2 separate regions of the Homo sapiens genome follow, and region 2 is linked to region 1. Evidence: chromatin contacts called from ENCODE Hi-C or POLR2A ChIA-PET data. All regions are on one chromosome and are shown on one strand. The core of a region is the stretch at or near the end of the contact, and the rest is flanking DNA. Distances in the headings are between cores, read along the strand shown. Region 1 holds the start of RERE-AS1 (RERE antisense RNA 1). Region 2 overlaps RERE (arginine-glutamic acid dipeptide repeats).

Region 1 (4,948 bases), core at 134-2,633:
AGGATTTGAGGGGGCTTAAGTTTGAATTCTGGCTTTGTCTCTGAGGAGTTGATCTAGTTACCTATCTGTGCCTCAGCTTCCTTGTCTGTAAAATGGGGATAATAATTGTACTTCTTCTTAGGTTGTAAAGATTTCGAATTAATATATATGAGGCTCCTGGCATATAGTAGGTACTTAGTAACTATTGGTTGAATGGATGATGTTCAAAGGATTGCATCACAATAAATGGAAGAAACAGGATCTGAATTTGTTTGTCCAACTCTGCCACCTTACCCTGATGTTCCAGAGTCAGCCTTTCTCACATGCTGCCTTTATTGTGTAGGCCTCTTTTACTGGACCTGTTAGATGTCACTTGGTATCAAGCCCACGTTCCGATTGCATGGTCCTGGCGTTCCACAGCCTGGCTCACTCCAGATTGCCCGCCCCAAGTCTGTGTAGACTGTCCCCTGTAACCCACCTCCCATTCTCCACCTCTGACCTTCACGGAGGGCCCGGTCACCAAGCCACCTCCCACCCCTGCAATAGTTGCCCACCCCTTGTGATCTCGCTGATGTCACTGCCTTGGCGAAGGCATTCTGAACTACTACAGACCACTGCAGTCTAGCCTTCTTGGGTCCCTTGCTGCACTGATGAGCTGCACCTCACTTCTTTATGCTTGGCCAGATGACATCTCAGAATGTTCTGTAATGACTTCACACATACTTATCTTACGTGCAAAAATGAATCACAGTTCAGTAAAGGTCCATGGCAACCTTTATTATCTTCCTAGACCCCTCTCAGCTAGGTGCTCAGTAAATACCTGAATACTTGAAGAATGGATTAAGCGGCAGGAATTCTGATTACTGAGGTGGAGTGTGCCAGTAGTTGAGGTCCTCATCTCATACCTGAACTGTGTCAGCAGCCTCTTTAACTGGTCTGTCCCTAATCTACACTTAGGCCACACTGCCACTGGCACAGTCCTCATCCAGTCTTTTCATGGAAAGCTCCAGCTTCAGCCTTTCTGCCAGCCTACAATTAGGAACTCTTCCGTGCGGCCTGAAGGGCTCTCTGCAACCGGATCCTTGCCTGCCTCTTTCGTCTTATCTGCTGGCACTCCATTCTGCACACCCTGTCCTCCTTGCAGTTCCCAGAATGTTCCCTGTGCCTTTTCCTGGCTGACTTCTGCTGGAAGCCCTGCTGGAGCCCACCTGGCAGGCTCACACTCTTCCTTGTCACTTCCTCTAAGACATCAGCAAGCAGAGTAAGTTGCTTCCTCTTCCTAGCTTCACCCACCACCCTTTGTTCCTCTGCTGCTTTTCTTGCAGGCCCTAGGACTGGTTTGTTTACCTGTCTGCCTTCCTGGGCAGACTGCAGCTCCTTGAGGGCAGGGCCATCTTTCCGTGCCGTCTCTCCCGGTGATATGCTGTGTGCACACAGCGTAGGATGCCTGTTGATCATATAAACGATACTTTTGTCAAGTAACAAAGGTCACTCCTCACACTAGAGGAGAGCTTGCTGCTTTCTTGTGCCTTGAGAGATTTTCCCTTCGAACTGTATGAATTATATTGAAAATTGACAATGATGAGTCATATCTCAGCAAGGGTGAAATTCAAAAACGCAAAGCCTCCACTACTGGAGTAGGAGGTTGCAGACTGGTCTTAAAAGGCTAAGTCTGGCCCTTCACTGAATCCGCCTGGCGGGTCTCAAACACAGGGAGTGGGAGGGACCCTCTGCCCGGTGGGCAGGTGATTTATTGGCTGGGAAGCTTCCGCGGTGATTTAGTTGTGAAGCGGCGGCCGGGGAAGTGCAGGCTAATGCCTGGGCCGCCAGGGAGAGGCCGCCCACAATCGCGGGCCGGAAGGGACCGCGGGGGGCGTCGGGGCCAGCCCCCCGTTTCGCAGCTGAGGCGGGGTTGGGGCGGAGGGCGTGCGGCCGGGGCGCAGCCGACTTCGTCCATCCGGAACGTGGGCTGGAGACCCAGCAGCCTGGGAAGGGCCCCAGCCCTGTGGGCGCCCTCTCCCCACGCTTGCTGCGGTAGGGAGGAAGTTTCTGTGCTTTACCGCCTTGATGTTCTCCTGTCCGGAAGGAGGACACAGATTCCAGCGCCGGGTGCCCTGGAGGCTCCGGCCTCGGGGTGGGGGTCGGGCCGGGGGCGGGGCCGGGGCCGGGGCGCGGGGCCCCGGCTGGCGGACAGGAGGGCGGCGGCAATCCAGGCCGCCTTTTGCAGCCGCCCGCGGCCGCGCCGGGCTCTGCGCGCCGCGCTCCTGCCTCCTCCCCCGTCAGCGGCGGCCCCAGCCCCGCGCCCCCCGGGCCCCGCGCCGCGCGGCCCCGCCGCGGTCACACGCCGAGCCACCCGCGGCCGCCTCCGCCCTGCGCTTTGTGGAGCCGGAGCCCAGTGACAGGCGACGGCCTCTTGCCGCCCCGGACCCCGGGCGCTTACCTGTGGCTGCTGGGGTCGGCCGCCCGGGACCAGGCTGGGAGCCCCGAGGTGGGGGCTCGGAGCCAGGAGCTGCCCCCACCGGGGCGGGGAGGGGTGCTCGGGAGGCATGGGACAAAGTGAAAGTCTCCGGGCTGGGGTTAGGGACGAGTCTGCTGCGAAAATGGATGGGGGCGGCGAGTGGCGTCGGGAGGGCGGAAGGGGTGCTGGTTATTCTCTGGTGTCTCGGAGTGGCTTTTAATGACGGACGGTGGGGCAGGCCCGCTGGCTTTCGTGTTCCCGGTGGGCTTCTGTGATACTGGTGCCTTCCGGTGCCTCCTGGCAAATTCTTTGGATTAAGGAAAGCGGCCTTTTAACCCCCTAGGGTTCCCTTCTGGAGAAGAGTCACCGGGTTTGGTTCTGTTTCCCCTTTCTGCTCGACACTTCTGGGAAGCTTGGTTCTCAGGTGGGAAAGCAGTTGTGTTTTATTAAAACATGGAGCATATTTATACCTTCGTGCACCAGAATGTGTGCCTGGTGGAAGAGGGGGACAGATTGCTTCTTAGCCTCAGACGCAGGACGTCCTTCTCTTAAACGCGCTGCCCTGCGTGGTGGGTGGGATTGGGGTTCTGATGAAGGTAGCTGGGGCCTGCCCTGGCCAGTGGGTCCCAGCTGAGCTGCTGACATACTCTCCGAGCCTCGGCAGTATTCCCTAGCCGAGACTTTTTTTGTGGTTGTTATTCTGCTGATTGTAGATATCTTTGCTTTGCTGACATCCTGTTTTGTTTTTGGTTTTTACATCCCATTTGTTTCTTTTTATCACAGAAACGCTTCGTTAAGGGACTCAGGCAGTACGGGAAGAACTTCTTCAGAATTAGAAAGGAGCTGCTTCCCAATAAGGAAACAGTGAGTACAATTGGACTTTATGTAACTTGATTTTTTCCTCTTTGCTCCTGCTGCCTCTCCACATTTGATCTTATGAAATGGTTTCCTTTAACCCTGCGCTGTGCTCAGACTCGGGCTGGCCTCCAGAATTCTCTCCGTTTTACTCCCTTGACTTTTAATTTGAGTTCATAATTTTTAGATAGTAAAGTGACAGATTATGCTTATCCGCCTGGAGAACATAGACTTCTGTTGTAACTCTGAGAACAGAAAGGTCTTTGGGAACAGAGGGTTAGTTGTGGGGGAAGGATTGTTGGAGAGTTAACATCAAATTTTAAACATAGTGGCTGGAATAGGAAATAGCATTTTATCACTAGTTTGAATTTGGTAATTGGCAGAAATCATCAACCAAACCAGAGGTTTGTGGCTTATTATACTTTGAGTTCTGGGGGATTTTTTCCATTTTTCAATGTTGCTCTGTTTTGAAGAGGAGTTTTAACTCTTTAATATTCTATCCCTGAGAGTTTGCACTTTCCACTGGACAGATGTACAAGGGGATCTTATAAATTGCTTAAATGGAGCTTTACAAAAAACTACTTAGTATTTCACAAAGCTGGGGGTCAGAGCTGACAAATGTGCCCGATAAACGTGAGGTAGAAGGATTTGCTGAGGAAAATACAGAGTGAAATTATATGAAGAGAATGCGGGGAAGGGATTCATTCTCATTTCCCTGTGGTTGCCTCCCTCCTCATCTCCTTCCCTGGTGGTGTAGAGGCAGATGGGGAGAGAGTCTTCCCTCTGGCTAGGCCACGGGATAGGGCAGATGGGATGGAGTTGGAGCAGCCACTCCACTGTCTGAAGGCGAAGGGAGGACTCATTAACCAGAAACACTCTTCAGGACTTTGGGAGGAGTGATCCATGTTTAATCTGCCTAGACATTGAGCTGCTTTTTTAGGGAGTGGAGGTGGGAGATGGATGCAAGAATATCTACTATAAAAGTATGCGGATAATTTGGGTTTTTTGGCTTAATTTTTTAATTGGATGTTGTTTACTGATTTCCTCTTGTTTAATTCTGTCTTTTTAAAAATGAGCTGTTTTTCTGGACACTTACTGTATAGTACCTCAAGGACAGTGATAACTCATGGGGAAGAAGGGTTTTGTGATTTCAAGTATAGTCTTGTATATATAAATGGATGATTTGCATCAGTCAATGACAATTAAATTTAAGTATTACGCATCTCATATGCTAGGATGGATCATATTGAGAATGGTAAAAAACAGAGAGAGAGAAACCTGTTTATGAACATTAAACTAAGATGTATTATGATGCCAATCTATATAATCAACTTATTTCTTACCCTTCCCAGAACAGGGTAGAGTTATTTAATATGGAATATTGAGATACATATTTTAAGTTTTCTGGGGATTTCAGTGACTTGAAGTTTGATATGATTAAAAATTAAAATGCCTTTGCCCGAGTGTAGGAAGTTTGGTTTGGCTGAGTAAAAAAGAGATCAGTGAGTAGATTTCTCCTGATCGCTCAGATTGTAGCCTCTCAAGTTCTCTGTCTCTGCTCTGCTAAAAGTTGCAAACCATGAAGAATTTGATACAGAACTATCTTGACAATTATTTTATCTTTCAGTTTTAAAAAATAAATTCATAATTGGAAGA
Region 2 (5,274 bases), core at 396-2,895, 180 kb before region 1:
CGTGCCACCACACCTGGCTAATTTTTGTATTTTTTGTAGAGATGGGGTTTTACCACATTGGCCAGGGTGGTCTCGAAGTCCTGACCTCAGGTGATCCACCCGCCTCAGCCTCCCAATCCAATCACCCTGGGATTACAGGGGTGAGCCACCGCACCCGTCCTTTAGTTACCTCTTAAAGTAAGTTGGGAAGGCCAGGCTCAGTGGCTCACATCTGTAATCCCAGCACTTTGGGAGGCTGAGGCAGGTGGATCACAAGGTCAGGAGATTGAGACCATACTGGATAACACGATGAAACCTCATCTCTACTAAAAATACAAAAAATTAGCAGGGCATGGTGGCATGTGCCTGTAGTCCCAGCTACTTGGGAGGCTGAAGCAGGAGAATTGCTTGAATCAGGGAGGTGGAGGTTGCAGTGAGATCATGCCATCGCACCCCAACCTGGGCGACAGAGCGAGACTCCGTCTTGCGGGAAAAAAAAGAAAAAAGTTGGGAAAGAGTTGATTTGTCCTGTTTTTCAAGGGAATAACTGTAGATTTCACTTTACTGAAATTAGTTAGAGACATTGTTATATTGACTGACAAGAGATTTCGTGGTACAATTTCCCACTGATCCATTAGGATTACAAAAAATTATCAGCTGTATGGGTGGCAAACACTTTTCTTCAGATTTTTCTTCAGTAAGATAAACCTCAATTCCAAGCATCACAGATTTTCTTGAAGCAGAAACTGTGCCTTACAAAAGTTTAGCACAGAAGCAGATGTTTTATGTAGTAGTGGAAGGGTTTAGAAATTGTTGTGTGGTCAGTTGTTTGGACTTCAGAATGCATTTCTCTATAAACATAAACAGGTTTTTTTTTGGCAAGTTCGTAAATGCTAGTTTGAATTTGTAATGTAGAGAAATACAGAAAGATCGTTCCTTTATTGCCCACCTTACAGATATGTGGACTTCCTTCCTTCCTTCCTTCCTTCCTTCCTTCCTTCCTTCCTTCCTTCCTTCCTCCCTCCCTCCCTCCCTCCCTCCCTTCCTTCCTTCCTTCCTTCCTTCTTTTTTTAAACTCCTCAGCTTGCTATTGACTGGTACCTCCTCTTCCCCCACAACAAAACAAAACTGAAAACCAGCCGACCTCCTCTGTGTGGAGATGGAGCTCTGCCTCTGCCCTCCTTTCAGAGGCCTCTGCCTCATCCTTTTCCATTTCCTATCCCACCTCTACCTCTTAACACGTCTCAGCCTGCTGTCTATTCTTTTTAGTTTTTGTTTTTAACTTTCTATTTGAAAATAATTTCAGACTTACAGAGAAGTTGAAAGAGTAGTTCAGGGAACTGCAGTATACCCTTCCCCCAGATCATGGAGGTAGTTAAAAAACCTCACGTTTTTACTGTTAAAATCATAGTATCGGTTTGAATCATGTTGGTTACCCATTGACTAGTTGTACGATCAGGTGACTTAATCTTTCAGAGTCCCACTGTCTTCACATGTAAGATGAGAATACTGATTCATTTGTTCCAGAGTCAAACCCAGGAATCCATACTCCTTTGAAGCACTTCTCAGGAGATTCTGATGGATGGCCAGCATTAGCAAATGAAGGCTTGTCCCCAACTCCAGTAACTAGTGTAAAAGTAGATCTGATCTTGTCCTTTGCAGCATGTGGAACTTCTTCTTTTTTCTTTTCTTTTTTTTTTTTTGAGACAGGGTCTCGCTTTGTCACCCACCTAGAGTACAGTGGCATGTTCAGGGCTCACTACAGCCTCGGCCTCTCTGTCTCAACCTCCTGAGTAGCTGGGACTACAGGCACGGGCCACCATGCCCTGCTAATTTTAAAATTTTTTGTAAAGACAGGGTCTCCTCCTTATGTTGCTTACGTTGAGGATGTGGAACTTCTGATGCAGTTCCAGGGTCTTTCATGTTTTTGAAACTTGAGTATGTTTACTTCAAAAATAGTTTTTGTGTTCTTCTATATTACTTAATTTCCTCCCTTCCCCAATACACAAATTAGGTATAATTTGTGTGCTTATATCCCTAATGCAGCTATAAAAGGCAGTTTATAAATTAATTTCAAACCAAACTACAAAACCAATAAAGTTCTGACTACCAACATTAATTTAATAGACTGGGCGATGATGTTGTGAAATAAGTAGCCGCTTGTGATGTAACTGTTACTGCTTCCTTATGGCCCATGTTCTTGGATGCTGGGATGGTGCCTGGTTTGTGTAGACGGCTGGATTCCTTGTAATGACTCGGTTTTCCTGTTGCTTTTCTTTCAGTTATTGCCACTCAGAAACCATCAGTGTAAATACAGCTTGCCATGAAGTGACTTTGCCTTTGTTTGGCATAAATGTGCCCTTGGCACATTGAGGCCATCTTGTTTATTTACCAGCTTGTGATAATTATGGTAGTACTACTTAGTTATATGTAAACTTAGAGCCAAAATCTTGTGCCTCTGAACTCTATTAATGAAGTTGTAAAACATGTAATTCCAAAAATGGATGTTAAAAATATTAAGGTATACATTGAAATGAAAAATAAAAGTGAGCCTCTCCTCTCCACCTCCCACTTCCAGTCATCTCTCGCTTCTGCCTGAGAGGCACTGTCAGCCAGCATCATTCTCACATCATGCCTCTGTACGTGTCTGTCCTCTTAGCTAGATTAAGAGAAGGGGCTGTGTTTCATTCACCTTTTTGTCCCCAGTGTCTGGAACAGCTCCTGGTTCAGAGAAATTGCCCCCTATCCATTGTATTGATAGTTTGTTTTAATTACAAGACAGAAAAGTCAGATTGATTTTTTTTTTAATCAGATGAAGAAATATTTCTTTTAAACCAATAAATTAAATGCATGGGACTGTTAACACAAAGGATAGCACTTAATACTGTCAAGAGAAAGATTGGCCAATACTAGCCAGAAAAATCTGCTGTGTGTAAGTTTTTTGGTTTTGTTTTTGTTTTTTAAAACGGAAGTGACTGTTGGGTGTCTCTCCACCTTGCTTTCTACCTCCCTTGTAAAGGAGAGGGGCACGAAACCAAACAAGTATTCCTGGCTATAGTTTTAGTAATTTTAGTGGGTAGACATCGGTATATAGCTCAAGTTTAGTTTTTTTTTTTTCTTTTTTTTTCCCCTGAACTATTGGAATTCTTATGGGCTTCTATAACTTATAAAACATATACATGCATATAAATTTTCCAGTGAACATAGCGTGAGGCTGTTTTATTATGTTTTCTTTTCCTTTTTTTTTTTTTGAGATGGAGTCTAACTCTTGTCACCAGGCTGGAGTGCAGTGGCGCAGTCTCAGCTCACTGCAGCGTTCACCTCCCAGGTTCAAGTGATTCTCCTGCCTCAGCCTCCCGAGTAGCTGGGACTACAGGCGCCCGCCACCACGCCTGGCTGATTTTTTTGTATTTTTAGTAGAGACGGGGTTTCACCATGTTGGCCAGGATGGTCTCGATCGCTTGACCTTGTAATCCACCCACTTCGGCCTCCCAAAGTGTTGGGATTACAGGCATGAGCCACCGCACCCAGACTGCTTTTCATTTCTTTATGTTTGGCCATTATGTAATGCTGATTTTTGGCCTTTCGAATTTTTATTAGAGAGAAGGGTACTGTGCTTTTACAACAGGTAAATGATTGCCACACAAAGGGTGCACTTTTGTTGTGAGGCTGCTGCCCTTGGTTGCAGCCTACAGACAGTGAAGTTTCTCTTCGATGCCTGATTAGAATGGAGAGCGCTGCTGCACTGCCATAGGGCCTTGTTAACGATGGATAGTTTGGATGGAAAGGCAGAAGGACCTAAAAAGGCAGCTGTCAAATGCCTTCGGTTCTCTCTAATAGAAGATGTGTGTCTGTGTGTGTGTTTGTGTGTGTGTGTGTGTGTGTGTGTGTGTGTGTGTGTGTGTTGACCTTGGACATGATGGCAGTTGGGATTAAGGTATCTCAATCCAAAGGATCATGGAAGGAAGATGTGTGTGTGTGTGTGTGTGTGTGTGTGTGTGTGTGTGTGTGTGTGGTGACCTTGGACATGAAGGCAGTTGGGATTAAGGTATCTCAATCCAAAGGATCATGGAAGGATGTTTGGGAATAACATCTTAAGGCAAATTACCAGCATAAATGATTGCTCCCACCTCCCACTCTCAAACAGTCTTGTCACCACAGTGACACCCACTGTCACGTGGTCTGTACCCCCCACTCCCTGGAAGGGGGTACTAATTATTCACAGCAACAGTGATAATGGATAGTAGGGTAGTGTAACTGGATTGGGGAACATTCCTCTCAGTGATGTAGTTTGATTTGTACTTGAATTAAAAAGTATTGGCTTGGCCAGGCATGGTGGCTCATCCCTGTAATCCCAGCACTTTGGGAGGCTGAGGAGGGTGGGTCACTGGAGGTCAGGAGTTGGAAACCAGCCTGGCCCACATGGTGAAACCCCATCTCTACTAAAAATACAAAACAGCCGGGCATGGTGGCGCACGCTAGTAATCCCAGCAACTTGGGAGGCTGAGGCAGGAGAACTGCTTGAACCCAGAAGGTGGAGGTTGCAGCAAGCCAAGATCACACCACTGCACTCCAACCTGGCTGACATAGCAAGACTCTGTCTCAAAAAAAAAAAAAAAAAAAAGTTTGGGAGACCGAGGCAGGCGGATCACAAGGTCAGGAGATAGAGACCATCTTGGCTAACACGGTGAAACCCCGTCTCTACTAAAAATACAAAAAATTAGCCGGGCATGGTGGCGGGCACCTGTAGTCCCAGCTACTCGGGAGGCTGAGGCAGGAGAATGGTGTGAACCCTGGAGGCGGAGCTTGCAGTGAGCCGAGATTGCACCACTGCACTCCAGCCTGGGTGACACAGCAAGATTCTGTCTCAAAAAAAAAAAAAAAAAAAAAAGTATTGGCTTGTTTTCAGTGTAATTTTTTCTGTGTTTTGAGTACTTTTTTAGTATTTAAAGATGCAGGGACACTTTTGAATTAATATTACTGCTAACTTTAGTATTTGGTTAATTTTCTCTGGAAGGTGGGGGACTTTCTGATCTTCCTATGTCAGGATAAGGAAATAATGACTGATTTCGCTATCACTTCCCCCTGGCTTTTTCTTTTGTTACTGGCATTGTCTTGGATATATTACAAATATCCACAGATGTCCAGAGAATTGGCACAGCTATTATTATGATTTTCAATCTGCTCTTAAGATACTGAGCAGATTTCTTAACAAACAAGTTGGAAATGCACAAAGATATCTGATGAATTGTTAAAAAATTCTTAAAGAAAAACAGCTGGCAAATGGTAATTGAT

The links. Hi-C counts contacts between places; a loop is a spot of excess contacts on that map. ChIA-PET counts read pairs that join two places held with the same protein, here RNA polymerase II (POLR2A). Pooled maps may share reads with other maps.
Region 2: a map with no recorded cell type shows a loop between it and region 1 (9-fold over the local background). The contact joins the enhancer-like site here to the promoter of RERE-AS1 in region 1. A Hi-C loop is called at or near these places in 8 of 37 single-sample maps with no recorded cell type and 12 of 50 pooled maps. POLR2A ChIA-PET finds 5 or more read pairs at or near these places in 9 of 52 experiments (A673, CD4-positive, alpha-beta T cell, K562 and 6 more).

What each region holds. Positions count from the first base shown.
Region 1 is chr1:8,421,080-8,426,027 of GRCh38, reverse strand. RERE-AS1 (RERE antisense RNA 1) reads right to left here and starts at 1,383. Exons shown (of 4, transcript NR_125999.1): 1 at 1,327-1,383. RERE (arginine-glutamic acid dipeptide repeats) reads left to right here. Exons shown (of 23, transcript NM_001042681.2): 12 at 3,221-3,301. RefSeq lists silencers at 1,794-1,933, 2,244-2,583.
Region 2 is chr1:8,600,347-8,605,620 of GRCh38, reverse strand. All of the region lies in intron 4 of RERE (arginine-glutamic acid dipeptide repeats), which reads left to right. Among named protein-coding and RNA genes, the nearest start is that of SNORD128, 110 kb to the right of the region's middle. RefSeq lists enhancers at 1,092-1,231, 1,542-1,641. Within about 2 kb of position 1,645, at least 5 of the 41 ENCODE cell types and tissues checked have a DNase peak (open chromatin) inside an H3K27ac peak, as active enhancers do; they include A673, where a contact is called at or near this core.